Linked DNA regions of Homo sapiens: region 2 is linked to region 1. Evidence: read pairs that join two places in POLR2A ChIA-PET (ENCODE). Cell type or tissue: PC-3. All regions are shown on one strand. Each heading gives the region's core, and the rest is flanking DNA. Links, peaks and the distances in the headings are about the cores only.

Region 1 (8,385 bases), core at 3,674-6,173:
CTATGGGAGGGTCTTAGGAACCAAAAGCATTGGTGCAACTCCAAAGAAAAGTAACAAACATGTATTTTTCCACTACTATAATACTGGTTGGGGATTTTAATTTAAATGATTTGACCACAAAATGGCAGTTTTCTAGCCCCAGCAGTTCATTTGACAGCAAGCCATCCACAAGAGCCAAATTTCCACTATAAATGTAATGCTTTACTTTCAGGCCTTGGACCACATTTTTCCATCCCATGAAGTGTGACAACAATGATTTCGAAAGTTAAAATAACAGAAAAAAGTACACTGAGTGATTGTTTTTTGTGACTTCTCACCAATAGTTAGGTTCTCCCAGATGCTGAAATAATTTGGCCTCCTGTAAGCCAAAAAGCATCTTGCTGCCTCAAGATAGGAAAGTCACGAAGGCTTAAGGTGGTGGCAGTGTCCTGGACCCAGTAAAGTCAGACAGGCATCTCTCTTCCCAGGACTCATTCCATGCCTCCCCTCTCCTCTAAGTCTACATTTGGATCAAGTCCCACTTGTCAGACTGTCAGAAGGTTCATCAGATCTCTGCTGTAGAAACTCTTTATTATAGGCATTTCAAAGAATTGGGGTGTGTACAAATCAAGTGGGAAATGCTTATTTGTGGAATTCTTTCTGGTGCCCAGGAGACAATTTTCCATCAAAACATTCACTGGGCATTTCATAATTACTAATAAAACATGTAAAAGAACTGTATGTGCTCATTTCAGAGCCATAAATGACTGTATTCATAGATGTTCCTTTGCCCATTGCTCTTTCCTGTCCAGGGGAATGTGCCCTGAGCTTCCTAGGCAGGAATGTGTTTGGAGTCAAAAGGTTTTGTCGCAGCCTACTGAGACGCCTGGAAGCACAAACTTCGATTGGTCTGAAGCGAGAATTTGGAATTAGCAATTAGGTGGGGATCTAGTTGAGAGGAAATGGTTTATAATTGCGGGGATGGATTATGATAGGTAGGGAGACAAATGGTTTCTGGAGTGGTAAAGGCTTTCTCTCTTTTTTCTTTTGCTGATGAACTTCCTATCCTACCCACTCAAGGAATGGGATAACTGGCCATCCTTCCCAGAACATTTAGACTCCTGACTCCCAGACCTGGAGTGACAGTTTCTCATGTTAAAATGATCAGAATGTGAGAATGAAAACACTGATGGAGGACTTGGGAAAGCTTCTTCTCTACAAGCGGAAACTGCAGTGGAAAAAAAGTCTCAATAGAGGCGACAGGATGACTCTGACCTAAGTAGCTATAAATAGCAGGAGTTGGCCAATGAGAACCTAAGGCAACCCCATCTGAAAAGCTGGTGCAGGTGGCCTCCAAGTGTAGTTAGAGCAGTGGTTCTTAGCTTTGGCTGGTGGAATCATCTGGGGGAACCTGAAAAGATACTGATCCTGAGTCTCTCCCCAGAAATTTAATTGGCCTGGGGAATAGCCTGGGCATCAGGATTTTAAAAAGCTCTGCAGGTGATTCTACTGTGCTGCTAAGGTTGAGAACCACTGATTTTGAGGTTATGATTCCTAACTGACTGGTCACAGGTGTCACTTACTAAAAAACATTTTTTTTAATTCCTAGAGAAGAGAATAAGAAGAGACTGGAAAATTGGTCATTCTCTCACAGCTTAAGTTTAGGTGAGGAGCCTTTGAGTATTCTGCTTTGTATGCAAGCCAAGCAATACACTGGTGGAGGAGGCAGGAAAAGCAAGTTGAGTAAGAGCCAGGGTGGAGGGGGGCACTCACCCAGGTCCTGGAAGGGGTAGGGGTAGGTGGGTGAACTGGGGCTTTCTACCAAGCTCACCTGCAGTCTCTCCCACCAGATCTGGCGGATGATCTCTCGTCGCTCGGGGACAAGTTTGTACTGGATAACCTCCTCCAGCTCGGACAGCATGTGGCAAGAAACCATGGCCTGATGGAAGCAAATCGCATTCCAAACTAATTACTGCACGAACAATCCAAAAGACAGGATTAATTTAAATCATTCCTTCTGGTGTCAGGGTATCTGCCGATCAGAGAAAACAGGCATGTTTCCAGCAGCCTGTAAGTTCTCAATAGCCCATTCTGAAAAAAGTATGGAAATAAGCCTCAAAAATGACAATGTGCAGAATAGTTGACACTTACCCCATATGCCCGACTGTAACTCTCTCCTGCCATCGCAGTTAATTCAGCATCCAGCAGGTCCCTGGCCTTGTCAATGCACTAGAAGAGAAACAACCCTTGGGACTGAGCTCTGGACTTGGGAGCTTAGGGTTATTTTAGGGCACCCCAACTAGCTACAGAAGTTATCTGTCTCACTTAAATTCCAGGGATGAAAAGAGAAATTCGCTGAAGAAGGGCATTTTCCCAGAACTGAATGGCTTGAGAGGAGGTATTATCCAATTTCTCATCGAAGACAGAAATGTATGGCATCCAAAACTTTAACATCTATCTAAGGTAACACACAAAATCTTAGGTGGCAAGGGCATGGGAATGTGGGCTGTAAAACCGAATCATGGGTTCTTGCATCTCAAGAGGACATAACTGGGGATCTACCTTTTTTTTTTCTTCTGAGACACAGTCTCACTCTGTCACCCAGGCTGGAGTGCAGTGGTGTGATCTTGGCTCACTGCAGTCTCCACCTCCCGGGTTCAAGTGATTCTCTTGCCTCAGCCTCCCAAGTAGCTGGGATGCTGGGGTTACAGGCGCCCGCCACCACGCCCAGCTAATTTTTGTATTTTTAGTAGAGATAGGGTTTCTCCATGTTGGTTCAAGCGATTCTCTTGCCTCAGCCTCCCAAGTAGCTGGGATGCTGGGGTTACAGGCGCCCGCCACCACGCCCAGCTAATTTTTGTATTTTTAGTAGAGATAGGGTTTCACCATGTTGGGCAGGCTGGTCTTGAACTCCTGGTCTCAAGTGATCCGTCTGCCTCGGCCTCCCAAAGTGCTGCGATTACAGGTGTGAGCCACTGTGCCCAGCCTGGGGATCTACCCTCTTTTAACTTTTTCTTGCTGGGCATGTTTATGAAAATAGATTCTGCACACACTTCAATGGCTCCAGGTGGTAGCTCTGGCTTCCAAGCACCCTCTGTCCTTATGAGGGAGTGTCTCTAAAATTGGCAGAGATGCCCAATCCTGTCCACATGAACGGGAACTCTTGTGTCTCTGACAGAGACAACCAAGATCTTGGTTCTCATCACACAAATGACAGCCTGGGGGACGCCACAGCACTGCAGTTTGAGTTTCCTCTGTGCCATCAATTAAAAACCCCTCATGCAGAGCTTTTCCCGTTTTTGAATGTTTAAGGTTAATTATAGTGTCCCAATGCCTTAAGTGCTCAGATCATTTACCCGGGCACCTCATCTAAGTCTCGTGTCTGACAGGGTGGATGGGATTACTTCATTATTTCATTCTGCAAGTCAGCATACTATTTGCAAGTAAGTACTAGCTTCCTCGGAAGGTAATCAATGTGTGACATGCCTGCATGGCCAGAAGACCCTTGTGACTGATTTCTGCTGCACAGTGAGACTGCTGGCTCTCTGAATCCTACCTTTTGGTGAAATACAGCTTCTCTCTACAACAAGGGATACAATGATGACCCAACAAGCTAACTCCAAAAGCAACCGAGACAGTAGCTTCCAGAACACATTTGTCCCCCTCAGAACAATAAGTAGCCCCAGCTGACCTGCTGGCAGTCTTCTGAGTACAATGAATCAAAACCATTCAAATGTACTCACAGAGCCGAGTAAACATCAGACCTGAAGTACAACAGCTTCTTTACCAAAGCACCGTGGGCTTAGAAGCACTACAATCTTTTCCTCACTGAGAGATCTGGGTGCATGTAGGTTTTTACCTGTTGTGCCAAGGAGAAGAGGTCCTGATGCAGTGCCAGCACAGCTCTATAAAATGCCCCATCATGGGTGTCCCGAGGGATCATACAGGTGTATTCTTCCATGCTGTCCCACTGACCTATACACACACACATAGACAGAAAGCATCAAGGGGGTTGGCTGGTTGGGCTAAAGGCAGCATCTCAAATAGGTCTTGCCACTGTTATTTTCCTTTAGCTTGGGATATAAACAAGACAAATAAACTTGAGCCTCATGTACCAAAATCCTGCAGAGCCCCTATACACACTATGCAGGTTGACGTAACAAAAAAAGCCACATCTGTCTTCCAAACACAGGACTCCATGGCTGCCCAGGGAGCATCTTGACAGATGAGGGGAAGTGCATGAGTGTGAAGTCTGCACATCAAGTGGGCTGAATGCAGCACCTCATTATCCTAGAGAACTCTCTCAGGTTTCTCCAGGTGCAACAAAATTGCTTTCTTCCTTACTACTGAGACAGCTCACAGTTCAATGGTATGTTGGGAAATTACATTTTCCTCCAAACAATTGAAAATAGCCATTACACAGATGATAGGGGACAGGATTAGACAAATAGCTTGCCCATTTCATTCTGGCAATATCTTTGCCTCAGGAGGGAGGAGATAAATATTTTAAGCGACTCCATTATAACAAAAAGATGGGCTAGGTCACAGCACAGTGCTCTCTGTGTCATATTAGACAGGGGAAATAGCTGCATCCGGGAAGAGGTATTCACTTCTCCTGGTGGGGTGAGTATGTATCAAATGCCAGGATTTCCAAGACCATCTGCAGAAAAGATATCAGCTTCATTAGCTGCAAACTACAGGGCTGCCAATTTTACAAGGCATTTTCCTGCCTCTCACTCCAGACCATCGGCTCATCCATTCTCTATGCCTCTGGGCACAAGCAAATAGCTAACAATGACTCCTCAGGAAGCAATTTGTTTTTGAAAAATGTTCCGGATCTAGCCCAGAGCTCATGAAAGGAAAAGGTATAAGCTCTGTGACTCAAGAGGGACAGAAGAAGAGAATGGAGGTAGAGGGTTATGTAACTTTCCTCTGGGCTCCACAGGTGAAGCTTTTCACCAGGGACACTCTACATATCCTCTCCCTTCTTATCAAGACCATCTCTGGAACACATATTGATAATCCTCTTAGCTGGGGCCCAGTGTCAGAAATTGACATGTCTGCAGGGATTGAAAAGAAATCTCTGCTTTAACTCTGGGAGTAGGAGTGAGGTGGGTAAGAATTGGGCAGCAAAGAGGAGAATAGAGACAATAAATGGTGAAAATGTTTGTAATTGCTGGAAAAGGTGAAGGGCAGATGGGGGTTCATTATACTATAATCTTCACTGTTATATATATTGGGAAACTTCTAAAATATAAGTTAAGAAATATTAACAAAAGGAGATAGACAACTGTCCTCTCCCTTTACTCCTGCTTGGGATAAAAACATGACATGGGGAGCTCCAGCAACCATGCTAGATCATGAGGTGAACTTTAAAATGGAGGCACAGGCTGAGCATGCAAAGCAGAAATCTGGAAAAAGGCTAATGATAATAGAGCCAAAATACTAGTCTGGAAACGCCTACCTCTAGATTTCATTTATAAGAGAGGAAAATAAATCAGTAACTTGCTTTAGGCAACCAAAGCCAAATCCTACTGTGGTATAAGAAGAAATATGTTTGGTCTTTGTCCCTAGTGCCTGGTATAGAGCTATCGAAAACCCTCTGCATTTCCTGAGTGATAGGAGTGTTCCTTATTATTCATAATGAGCCCCTATTGATTATGCTGATAAGGTAGAATGGTTTAAGAAAAAATTTATTTATTGAGAAGGCCAATTATAGAGATGACTTTATGACTTTAGGCATAGCTGGATGCAGGAACCTAAAGAGACTTCTCCTCATCTCTCTTTAAAACAAAAAAATTAGGGCCAGGCGCTGTGGCTCACACCTGTAATTCCAGCACTTTGGGAGGCCGAGGAGGATGGATCACGAGATCAGGAGTTCAAGACCAGCCTGGCCAACATGGTGAAACCCCGTCTCTACTAAAAATAGAAAAATTAGCCGGGCGTGGTGGCAGTGCCTGGAATCCCAGCTACTCGGAGGGCTGAGGCAGAGAATTGCTTGAACCCGGGAGGCGGAGGTTGCAGTGAGCCGAGATCGTGCCACTGCACTCCAGCCTGGGTGACAGAGCGAGACTCCATGTCAAAAAAAAAAAATTATGTGTGTGTGTGTGTGTATATATATATATAATTGGTAGAGACGGAGTGTCACTATGTTGCCCAGGCTGATTTCAAACTCCCAGGCTCAAGTGATCCTCCTGCCCAAGCCTCACAGAGTGCTGGGATTACAGGTGTGAGTCACCACACCCAGCCTTCTCATCTCTTATTTCTGCTTTCAACTGAAGAGGTAAATGGAGACACAGAGATGCATACCCTAGTACCCTGCTGAATGTGTAGGTGTATGACCCCACTAACCTTACAGAATATCCAAACCTATTGCCAAAGAGATTGGTTCTTTGAGTAGCATGTGACTTAAACTTTGCCTTATGTTGTCTCTCCCTCCTTCTCCCCTTCCAGGATGGGGCTGGTTACCAGAAAGACCAAGTAATTATCGGGTTTGAACTTTCAGCCCTGTCCACTGACATCCAGGAAAGGTGAAGAGGTTGAAAATGAAAGGCAATAAAAACTCTTGAACAATGAGCTTCCAGGTTGATGAAGGTGCTGGGAGGGTGAAGGTAAACCCCAGTACCACAGGACAGAAGCTTCTGCACTCCAGACCCTTCTAGACCTTCCCTCATTGTACCTGTTCACCTCTATCTTTTATAATACCCTTTATAATAAACAAGTAAATGTAAGTAAAGTGTCTCCTTTTGTTCTGTGCGCTGTCCTGGCAAATTATCAAACCTGAGGAGGAGGGTTATGGGAACCCTGATTTACAGCTGGTCAGTGAGAAACACAAATCACAACCTGGAACTTGTGATTGGCATCTGAAGTGGGGCGATATTTTGGGACGAGCCCTTAACCTGTGGGATCTGATGCTATTTCCAAGTAGATAGGGTCAGAAATGAACTACTTGACACCCCACTGGTGTCTGCTGACAATGGCTTGGTGTATGGGGAAAAGCATCTGGCATCAGTACTCTGTGTGAGTGTGCTAAGTGTGTATTTCTCACCCACTAAATCTCAATTTTGATTTTGTGCACCGTTTTCCTTGGCCTCCCCACGAAGATCCAATTTTCCCCATGTCTAACAAGTTAATAAAAATCATCAGGTAGAAAGGACAGATGGAAGGTGTAGAAGTAGGTGGATACAGACCATTTTTACCCTTCCATAGACCTGGATCTCCACCTAGAGCCAGCACCTTACTCTTCTGATGCGAGCCCCTAGCCTCACTCACCCCATCCTTCACAGGGTGCCTGTGAGGGAAGCTTTACCTAAACCCCATGCAGCTGCAGCAGCCATCCGGGCCATCTTGGCTTGGGTCTCATCATTAACCAGGGTCCACTTTTCACAGCACTGCTGGTGGAGTTGACCCCTGAAGAAAATGAATTATATAGTCAGATTAATCCAAATCTCCTTAAACTACCAATCTTCCTCTCCTGCCCCTTGGGTTAGGTGAGGACTACACAGGAACTGGACACCTTTAATAAAAAAGCACATTCTACTAGGTCACATAATAGAGAATCAATGGGCTATTTGTTGTTTCTATGACCCGGTGCTCGTAATTTTTCTGGGTGAGTTTATCAAGGATAGGAACCATGCCTAACTCTGTGATATGAAATGTCCTGAACATCTGGCTCCCTTCATAAATATTAAATAACTTCTCTCCTATGCCAAAGAATTCTGGGCTCTTTCCCTTTGGCAGGCCTACAGAGAAAGCAATCTGAAGAGACGCATCTGGACATTCATTTTGGGCTCAAAGCTATAGGGAGAACTGGCTCCTAAAAGTATTATACCAATGGTTTCAGTCTGAAATGAAACCCAGATGAAATCAATCTGTACAGAAGAAAGGCTCCACAATGGTCACATCTACCAGAAGGCTAGATGCTGCTTATTCTCAGAATTTTGCACAATTGCTGAATGTGAAGGAGGACTATGAGATATTGAGATATAAATGGTGCTTAAGACACCCCAATAAACAAAAGAGAACATGGAAGCCCTAGAATAGGGTCTTGCTATTGACTGTTGAAACTCCCTCTCATGTTTCGCTTCTCAGTGAAAAAAAATAAACTCGGCTATTATGCAAATCCGAGTCCCTGATTTCATGTGAGCTTCAAGATGCAGCTAGGAGACTCCTTAATTTTTCCTGCTTTCTGAAAGACATGCTGCAGGATGATTTAACTTGGCACTGGAGGTGGAGTCATGAGGAAGGGCACAAGTTCTAAGTGGCCCAGGTCAGAAGCCTCATGGAACATGAGCTGCTCTGCGCTCTAAGGTGGTGTAGGAGGGCGGGGATAAAGATGCTGAAGTCAATCCCTGCAGAAGGAATCTAGGCTGAGCTCACCAAGAAGCTGACTGTGGACCACGTCTA
Region 2 (8,385 bases), core at 568-3,067, 1.2 Mb after region 1:
AGGGAAGTGGCAAAATCATAGCTCATTATAGCCTCGAACTCCTGGGCTCAGGTGATCCTCCCACCTCAGCCTCCCGAATAGCTGGAACTTAAGTGCATGCCACCATGCTTAGCTAATTACTTTTCATTTTTTGTGGAGATAGGGTCTCGCTATGTTCCCCAGGCTGGTCTTGAACTTCTGGGATCAAGCGATCTTCCCACCTTAGCCTCGCAAGTAGCTTGGACTACAGGTGTGTGCCACTGTGCCGGCTCACAATACCACTTTAAAAAACAATCTTAAGGCAAAAATGAATGCAGTGATCTTGAGGTTTGCATATTTTGACTTGAGCTATAATTTGAGATCATCTGCAGATATCTAACCCCACTACGTGAGGCTCTCAAGGTGTATAGCTTGAGTTTGCCATGCAGACTTGAAACCAAGTTTGCTTCTTTATTACACAAATCTTACCTTACCAGTGCTTTGGAAACCATTCGCTTCCATAGGATTATTGATTATATAATGACTTTTGACCTACACAGTTGTTCTGGGTTAGAATAGGTTTCAATAAGGAAGAGTGAATCATCTTCTTGTGGTGTTTTATTTGACTTCAGATAACAGATTTCTGCCACCGGAAAAGCAGCCGTTCATATGAAGTGGATGAACTTCCTGTCACCGAACAAGAGCTGCAGAAATTAAAGAATCCAGATACAGAGCAGGAATTGGAAGTAAGGTCTAAATATTGTGAATTTATTTATTTGATCATCAGTTTTTTAGAATTTTACTTGGTGGTATTTTAGACCTTCTGTTTTCTTTCTATCCTGTATGATTCTAAATATGAGTTACGCTTCACAGTGTTTACTGTTTATCAGTGAATGTGTGAATGTATTATGTAAATGACAACAAAGTTTATGTGGAATCAGCATGTAGTAAGCATTGCTAAACTATTATTACAATAAAGGAAGCTAAATTGTTTGAATTTCAGTAAGATTTAAGACAAACAATTTTTTGTTTTTTGCTTCAGCCATCTCTGACATCTTCCTTCTGTTTTCTCTGTTTGGGATTGGAGAGTGACAAGTTTGAAAAGGAAGATGAGATGAACATGAAAAAGTATATTTATCTGACGTTTATTCAGTGATTTTTGAAAAAATCAAATGCCTATGTGTAAAACACTGTGTTGGGTGCTATGGAAGTGTAGTGGATAACAGATTATGAGCTTTCATCCCAAATAAGGTGAAAGATTACCAAATAATTAGATTTCTATAATGAAATGCAGAATGTCATCAGTCCTTTGATAGAGGTATCATCACATACTCTGGAGTTCTCGTTGGGGTGAAGGGTATGCCTAGAAAGCAAGGCTTCCAGTGAGATGATAGCATTTGAGCCCTCCAGGTAAATAATAGGACTCCCCTAAGTGGTTTTCATCTGCTGAGAGATCGGGAGTAGAGGAATGTAAAATGCTTTATTTTCTTATACTCTCCTGGATACTGTGAGCTGTGTTTAAAACAATCAGGGTGCCATATTTTGGTTTCCTTTCAGGTGCTTGTGAGGTTAGAAGGTGGAATTGGGTTGTCCTTAATTAATAAAGTCCCAGAAGAACTGGTCTTTGCAAGTCTTACAGGAATCAATGTGCACTATACACAGCTGGCAACCAGTCACATGCTTGAACTCAGCATACAGGATGTACAGGTAAGGGGGAAGTTCCAAAGCTGTTAGTCACCTTGTTTTCATGCTGATCACCCAACCAGATCTAATGTTTGATGTTCTAAGAACTTTAATGTTTTGGAGGAAATATCTTGTGGCCTTCAAAAAATCATTCTGTGAAATAGTTGTTTCTACCTACATTCGTCTCATTAATTTTTCTACATACAGCAGAATTCTGCATATATTAGAGGTAACTCAGTCAGGGTGTCATGGAGGAAGGTGACCCATGGTTCACCATCTTGCCAATAGAAAAACCAATAGGAAGTCATCTAACCATCATTCGGAGGGATTGAGGTCTGTCATAGGGAGAACAAACTAAAGAACTGGACTTTGCTTTCAGTCAAGATGGAGTAACAGGGACTAAATTTACCCTCCCACCTGAAACAACCCCAGAATCCAGATAAATAAGAAGACAATGGTATTGAGACACTGGACATCAGACAATGAAGGACAGTGCTTTGACAGGTGGGAAACAAACGAGCTGAGCCCTGTAATTGCCTTTCTTACCAATTTGAGAACGTTTCCAGGGAGGGGAGACCAAGCAAGTACCCAGCACAGTGGAGAAGTTGAGAAAACAGAGCTGAGAGTCTAGAGAGACCAAGGTATCTATAGTTATAGGATGGTACACTTGGGCATAGAGAGCTGCACAGAAAAACTCTGAAGATCTATAGACCGTCCCTCTTGAGTATTTAGCCAAGTATTAGTCAGTGATGTATGTGAGGAAACTACCCATCTGAAAGGATCAGAGGGAACAGTGCCTGCTGCCCACACAGGGCTAGGAATAGTGCTTGTGCCCACCAGCTGGACTGGAAAAACTAAGAATTTATGAGACGTTGGGAAGAGTCTCAGGAAAGCCTTGCCCTCATGATTAATTAGCCCTAAACTGAGCACTGCTATAGACTGCCTAAGAAATCATAAAAGGAAGATCCGAAAGAATCAACCTCTTCCCAAGTAAATTAACCATATCCTTGAATAAAGCTCAAGAAGATTATTGGAATATGACAATTTAGCACCCAACAAGGTAAAATTCACAATATCTGACATCCTATCAAAAATTACCAGGTGTGCAAAGGAGTAGGAAAACTTTCTATATAATGAGGAGACTAATTGGTCAAAACTGATTCACAACTGGCACAGATGTTAGAATTTTTGGAGGACGTTAAAACTGTTAATGTAACTGTATTCTCTGTGTTCAAAAGGTTAAGTAGGGAGACTAATTGGTCAAAACTGATTCACAACTGGCACAGATGTTAGAATTTTTGGAGGACGTTAAAACTGTTAATGTAACTGTATTCTCTGTGTTCAAAAGGTTAAGTAGCAATATGGAAGACATAAAAAAACTAAAGCTTGTAGAGATTAAAATGTAATGAAAACTACACTGGATGGAATATAGCACACAACTGTGAAGGAAACTATACCAAGGCACATCATAATCAAATTACTCAAAACCAGTGTTAAAGCAAAGGAACAAGAAAAAAAAGACATGCTATGTGCCAAGGAATAAAGATAAGAATGACAACAGATTTCTTTTTGGGAACAATGAGAGTGGGAAGACAATGAGCAACATCTTTAAAGTACTGAAAGGTATCAGCAGACCCATGCTACAAAAAATGTAAAAGAACATCATCAGGCAGAAGGAAAAAAATAGTATCAGATTGAAGTCTGTTCTACACAAAGTAATGAATACCAGAAATGATAACTACCTGGGTAAATATATAAGATTATTTTCTTCTTATTTAAAGTAAGAGTGAGATTCTTATCAACAATAGCATAAAGGCTGAAGGGGAGAAATGGAAGTCTATTAGTGTAATCTTATACATGATGTGGTATGATGTCACTTGAATGTAGAATTATAAAGATAAACAGCATAAACTCTTAAAGCAACCACCAAAATAACAAAGAGTTATAACTAATAATTCAGCAAAGGAGATAAAATGAAATTAGGCCAGGTGAGGTGGCTCACGCCTGTAATCCCAGCACTTTGGGAAGCTAAGGCAGGTGGATCACTTGAGGTCAGGAGTTCGGGACCAGCCTGGCCAACGTGGTGAAACCCCATCTCTACTAAAAATACAAAATTAGCCAGGTGTGGTGGCACACACCTGTAATCCCAGTTACTCGGGAGGCTGAGACAGGAGAATTGCTGGAACCTAGGAGGTGGAGGTTGCATTGAGCCAAGATTGTGCCACTGCACTCCAGCATGGTGACAGATGGAGACTCTTGTCTCAGGGGGAAAAAAAAAAAAAAGAAATCATAAAAAAATAATCCAAGAGAAGGCAGAAAACAGAAAGCAGGGAAAGGAATAGATAGGACAAATAAAAAATAATTAGCAAGATGGTAGACTCAAACCTAATGGTATCAATTAACTAAATTTAAATGTTGTAAACACCGTAATCAAAAGGCAGAGATTATCAAATTGTATAAAAAAGCAAGAACCAATTATATGTTGCCTACAAGAAACACACATTAAGGATAAAGACACAAATAGGTTAAAAGGAAAGAAGATGAAAAAAGATATAACATGTTGACCCTTGTCATAGGAAATGAGAATGACTAGATTAACATCAGACGGAATAGATTTCAAAGTAAAGAATATTACTGGTGTAGTCGGGGTTCTCTTAGAGGGACAGAACTAAAAGGATATGTATATAAGTATTAACTTACATGATCACAAGTTCCCACAATAGGCTGTCTGCAAGCTGAGGAGCAAGGAGAACCAGTCCGAGTCCCAAAACTGAAGAACTTGGAGTCCAATGTTCAAGGGCAGAAAGCATCCAGCATGGGAGAAAGATGTAGGCTGGGAGGGTAGGCCTGTCTCACATGTTTCTGCCTGCTTTATATTTGCTGGCAGCTGATTAGATTGCACCCACCAGATTAAGGGTGGATCTGCCTTTCCCAGCCCACTGACTCAAATGTTAATCTTTTTTGGCAGCACCCTCACAGACACACCCAGGATCAATACTTTGTATCCTTCAATCCAATCAAGTTGACACTCAGTATTAACCATCACAAGTCCACCCTTTGTCAACTGCCGAGATTATAAGGTCATAATTACACCTAACATAATACAGCCATCCTTCGTACAGCTGGAAACACACCAGTCCCCAACCCAAATACTATTACATAAAGTTAATGATGCTTGAATGCTGATATGAAGTCAATAAATCTATGTCACATAATGAAGGAGAAAGGAAATAAAATGAAGATATTTTCTTAGTACAAGTGTATACATGCACAAACATGTTTTTAACAAAAGAAAGAGGAAATACTCATGACAATTGCAGTCCTTGTTTCTGCAGCTGGTCATGTGGTCATAGCTAGTATTGATGATTACCCTTTCTACTACCCATTCTGTATTCCCTTTACCTTCAGCAAGCACCTCATCAGGTCATGGTTTTGTGGGATTTTTTCCTGGTGGAGTGACCCAAACCTTCCTTCCTGAGGGGTCTGGACCATTTGTAGTCCTGCCTGGATTGGGCTGTTGTAGTTTCCCATTGCCTTAATCACAGGGCATGGTAATCCTAAGAGATGCCCTAATGGATCTCCTGTATTCCATGCATAATCTTCCTTACCTCCATTGTGGAGTAGTAGACTGATTTCATCTTGATAATCTGGGTCAGTCACCCCAGCCAACACTGTAACTCCCTTCTTAGCCTCTTGACCTAAAGTTAGGCGGAGCCCAAAGTGTCCAGGTGGTAATCTTAACTTCCAGTTTAATGGAATCATTGTTTTGTCTCCTGGTGGCAGTGTTCCTCCCTCTGGAACTAAGACCTCTAAGCCAGGAGAACTAATGTTGCAGGAACAGAAAGCAAAAATTTTGCTAGTGGATCATTAGGGGTGATGATGAATGGTGCCACTTCCTCTTCCACCCATTGATTCCTGGACCTCTGAATCCTGGCCATGGGAGAAACAGTACCATATATTGGATGCTGATTCAGAGCATACATAGCCTTCTGGAGAACTTTGCCCCAGCTATTATCATCTAGTTGGCATTGTAATTGTGATTTCAAAAGGCCATTTCACCATTCTATCAATCCAGCTGCTTCAGGATGATGAGGAACATGGTAAGACCAGTGAATTCCATGAGCATGAGTCCACTGCCGCACTTCTTTAGCCGTAAGGTGAGTGCCTTGGTCAGAGGCAATGCTGTGTGGAATACCATGACAGTGGATAAGGCATTCCATGAGTCCACAGAGGTAGTCTTGGCAGAAGCATTGCATGCAGGATAGGCAAACCCGTATCTGGAGTAAGCGTCTATTCCAGTGAAGACAAACTCTGCCCTTTCCATGATGGAAGAGGTACAATATAATCAACCTGCCACCAGGTAGCTGGCTGATCACCCAGAAGAATGGTGCCATATCGAGGGCTCAGTGTTGGTCTCTGCTGCTGGCAAATTGGGCATTAAGCACTGGCTGTAGACAGGGCAGCCTTGGGGAGTGGAAGTCCATGTTGCTGAGCCCATGCATAACCTCCATCCCTGCCACCATGGCCACTTTGTTCATAGTCCCAGTGGGCGATGGCAGGAGTGGCTGGGGAAAGAGGCCGAGTGGTGTCCACAGAACAGGTCATCCTATCCACTTAGTTGTTAAAATCCTCCTCTGCTGAGGTCACCCATTGGTGAGCACTCACATGGGATACAAGTATCTTCAGTTTTTGACCACTCAGAGAGGTCCATCCACATACCTATTCCCAAATTTCTTTGTCACCAGTTTTCTAATCATGCTCTTCCAAGTCCCTGACCATCCATCCAGCCAAATCATTGGCTACCTCCCATGAATCAGTATATAATCACACATCTGGCCATTTCTTCTTCCATGCAAAGTGCATGACCAGATGCACTGCTCGAAGTTCTGCTCTCTGGGAAGATTTTCCTTAACTGCTGTCCTTCGGGGATGTCCTAGAAAGGGGCTGTAGTGCTGCAGCTGTCCACTTTTGGGTGGTGCCTGCATATCGTGCAGAACCATTTGTGAACCAGGCTCTAGTCTTCCCTTCCTCTGTCAATTGATCATGGGGAATTCCCCATGAAGCCATCAGTGCAGGCTAGGGGAGAGAAGGCAGGGTGGCAGGAGTGGAGACCATAGGCATTTGAGCCACTTCCTCATGTAACTTACTTGTGCCTTCAGGACCTGCTCGAGCCCAATCACATATATACCACTTCATTTGATGATGGAATGCTGCTGTGTACGACCCACTTTATGGCTAGATGGGTGGGTCAGAAAGCACCCAGTTCAGTTTGCAGGTGTGCACCACCACATGCAGCTAATTTATATATTTTTTGGTAGAGATGGGGTTTCACCACGTTGGCCAGCCTGATCTCTGACTCCTGACCTCAAGTGATTTGCCCACTTCAGCCTTTGTTTTTATTTTTAATTTGTAAATAAAATCTTTCATTTGGGTAACTGTAAATCTATGTGATCAAACAAAACATCTTATTTTATTTTATTGCTTTTTACAGCTAGTTAAGTGAAGCAGTGGGGATAAACACTTTTACTCCCAAAAGATGTTTTGTGTTTTTTTTAAATATTTTTTTTGAGACAAGAATCTTGCTCTGTCACCCAGGCTGGAGTGCAGTGGTCCTCCCTCGGGTCACTGCAACCTCCTCCTCCTGGGCTCAAGTGATCCTCCCACGTCAGCCTCCCAAGTAGCTGAGAATACAAGTGTGTGGTGCCACACTTGGCTGATTTTTGTATTTTTTGTGGAGACAGGGATCTTGCCGTGTTGGCCAGGCTGGTCTTGAACTCTTGGACTCGAGCCATCTGCCCGCCTAGGCCTCCCAGGGTCCTGGGATTATAGGTGTGAGCCACTGCATCCAACCCAAAAATGTTATTTTTCTTTTGCCATAAATGACTATATTAAGATCCTTGGCTGGGCCCGGTGGCTCACACCTGTAGTCTCAGCACTTTGGGAGGCCAAGGCGGGCAGATGGCCTGAGGTCAGGAGTTTGGCCAACATGGTGAAACTCCATCTCTATTAAAAATGCAAAGATTATCCGGGCAGTGGCGGGTGCCTGTGGTCTCAGCTACTTCGGAGGCTGAGACAGGAGAATCGCTTGGACCTGGGAGGTGGAGGTTGCAGTGAGCCGAGACCACTCCTTTACACTCCAGCCTGGGCAACAAGAGCAAGACTCTCTCAAAAAAAAAAAGTCCGTGATGAAATTTTAAGAAATTCTTGATTAAAATAATATTATTGTATAAATGTTAAAAAAAAAAAAAAAAAAAGAAAGCACACAGTTCAGGATGGGCAGTTCAGGTTGCGTGGTGACTTGATGACCCATAGTCAGATGTTCATTTTCCACCAAAGCCCAGTAACAGGCCAAGAGCTGTCTCTCAAAAGGACAGTAGTTATCTGCAGAAGATGGCAGGGCCTTCCTCCAAAATCCTAGAGGCCTCTGCTGTGATTCACCTATGGGGGCCTGCCAAAGGCTCCAAACAGCATCCCTATCTGCCACTGACACCTCAAGCACCATTGGATCTGCTGGGTCATATGGCCCAGATGGCAGAGCAGCTTGCACAGCAGCCTGGACCTGTTGCAGAGTCTTCTCCCATTCTGGACCCCTCAAAACTGGCAGCCTTTCGGGTCACTTAATAAATGGGCCGGAGTAATACACCCAAATGAGGAATGTGTTGCCTCCAAAATCCAAATAGGCCCACTAGGCATTGTAACTCTTTCTTGGTTGTAGGAGGGACCAAACGCAGCAACACCGTTAAC

Evidence for each region. ChIA-PET counts read pairs that join two places held together with the same protein. Peaks named below come from ENCODE experiments on the same cell type or tissue, not always from the same donor. Only the 100,000 strongest peaks of a DNase experiment are listed, where the experiment ranks them.
Region 2: POLR2A ChIA-PET joins it to region 1 with 9 read pairs; 1 of 35 experiments calls an interaction of 5 or more read pairs at or near these places.

What each region holds. Positions count from the first base shown.
Region 1 is chr1:11,142,838-11,151,222 of GRCh38, forward strand. It overlaps MTOR (mechanistic target of rapamycin kinase), which reads right to left. Exons shown (of 58, transcript NM_004958.4): 31 at 7,289-7,389; 32 at 3,839-3,954; 33 at 2,131-2,208; 34 at 1,811-1,918. MTOR-AS1 (MTOR antisense RNA 1) reads left to right here and starts at 1,061. Exons shown (of 4, transcript NR_046600.1): 1 at 1,061-1,150; 2 at 1,830-2,049; 3 at 2,316-2,442; 4 at 6,433-6,701. In PC-3, for the core only: no CTCF peak of the experiment used is centred there; a DNase peak (open chromatin) is centred at 4,774; H3K27ac peaks cover 2,442 bases.
Region 2 is chr1:12,384,670-12,393,054 of GRCh38, forward strand. VPS13D (vacuolar protein sorting 13 homolog D) reads left to right here. Exons shown (of 70, transcript NM_015378.4): 59 at 591-704; 60 at 1,516-1,665. Among named protein-coding and RNA genes, the nearest start is that of SNORA59A, 120 kb to the right of the region's middle. In PC-3, for the core only: no CTCF peak of the experiment used is centred there; a DNase peak (open chromatin) is centred at 1,662; H3K4me3 peaks cover 388 bases; H3K27ac peaks cover 1,797 bases.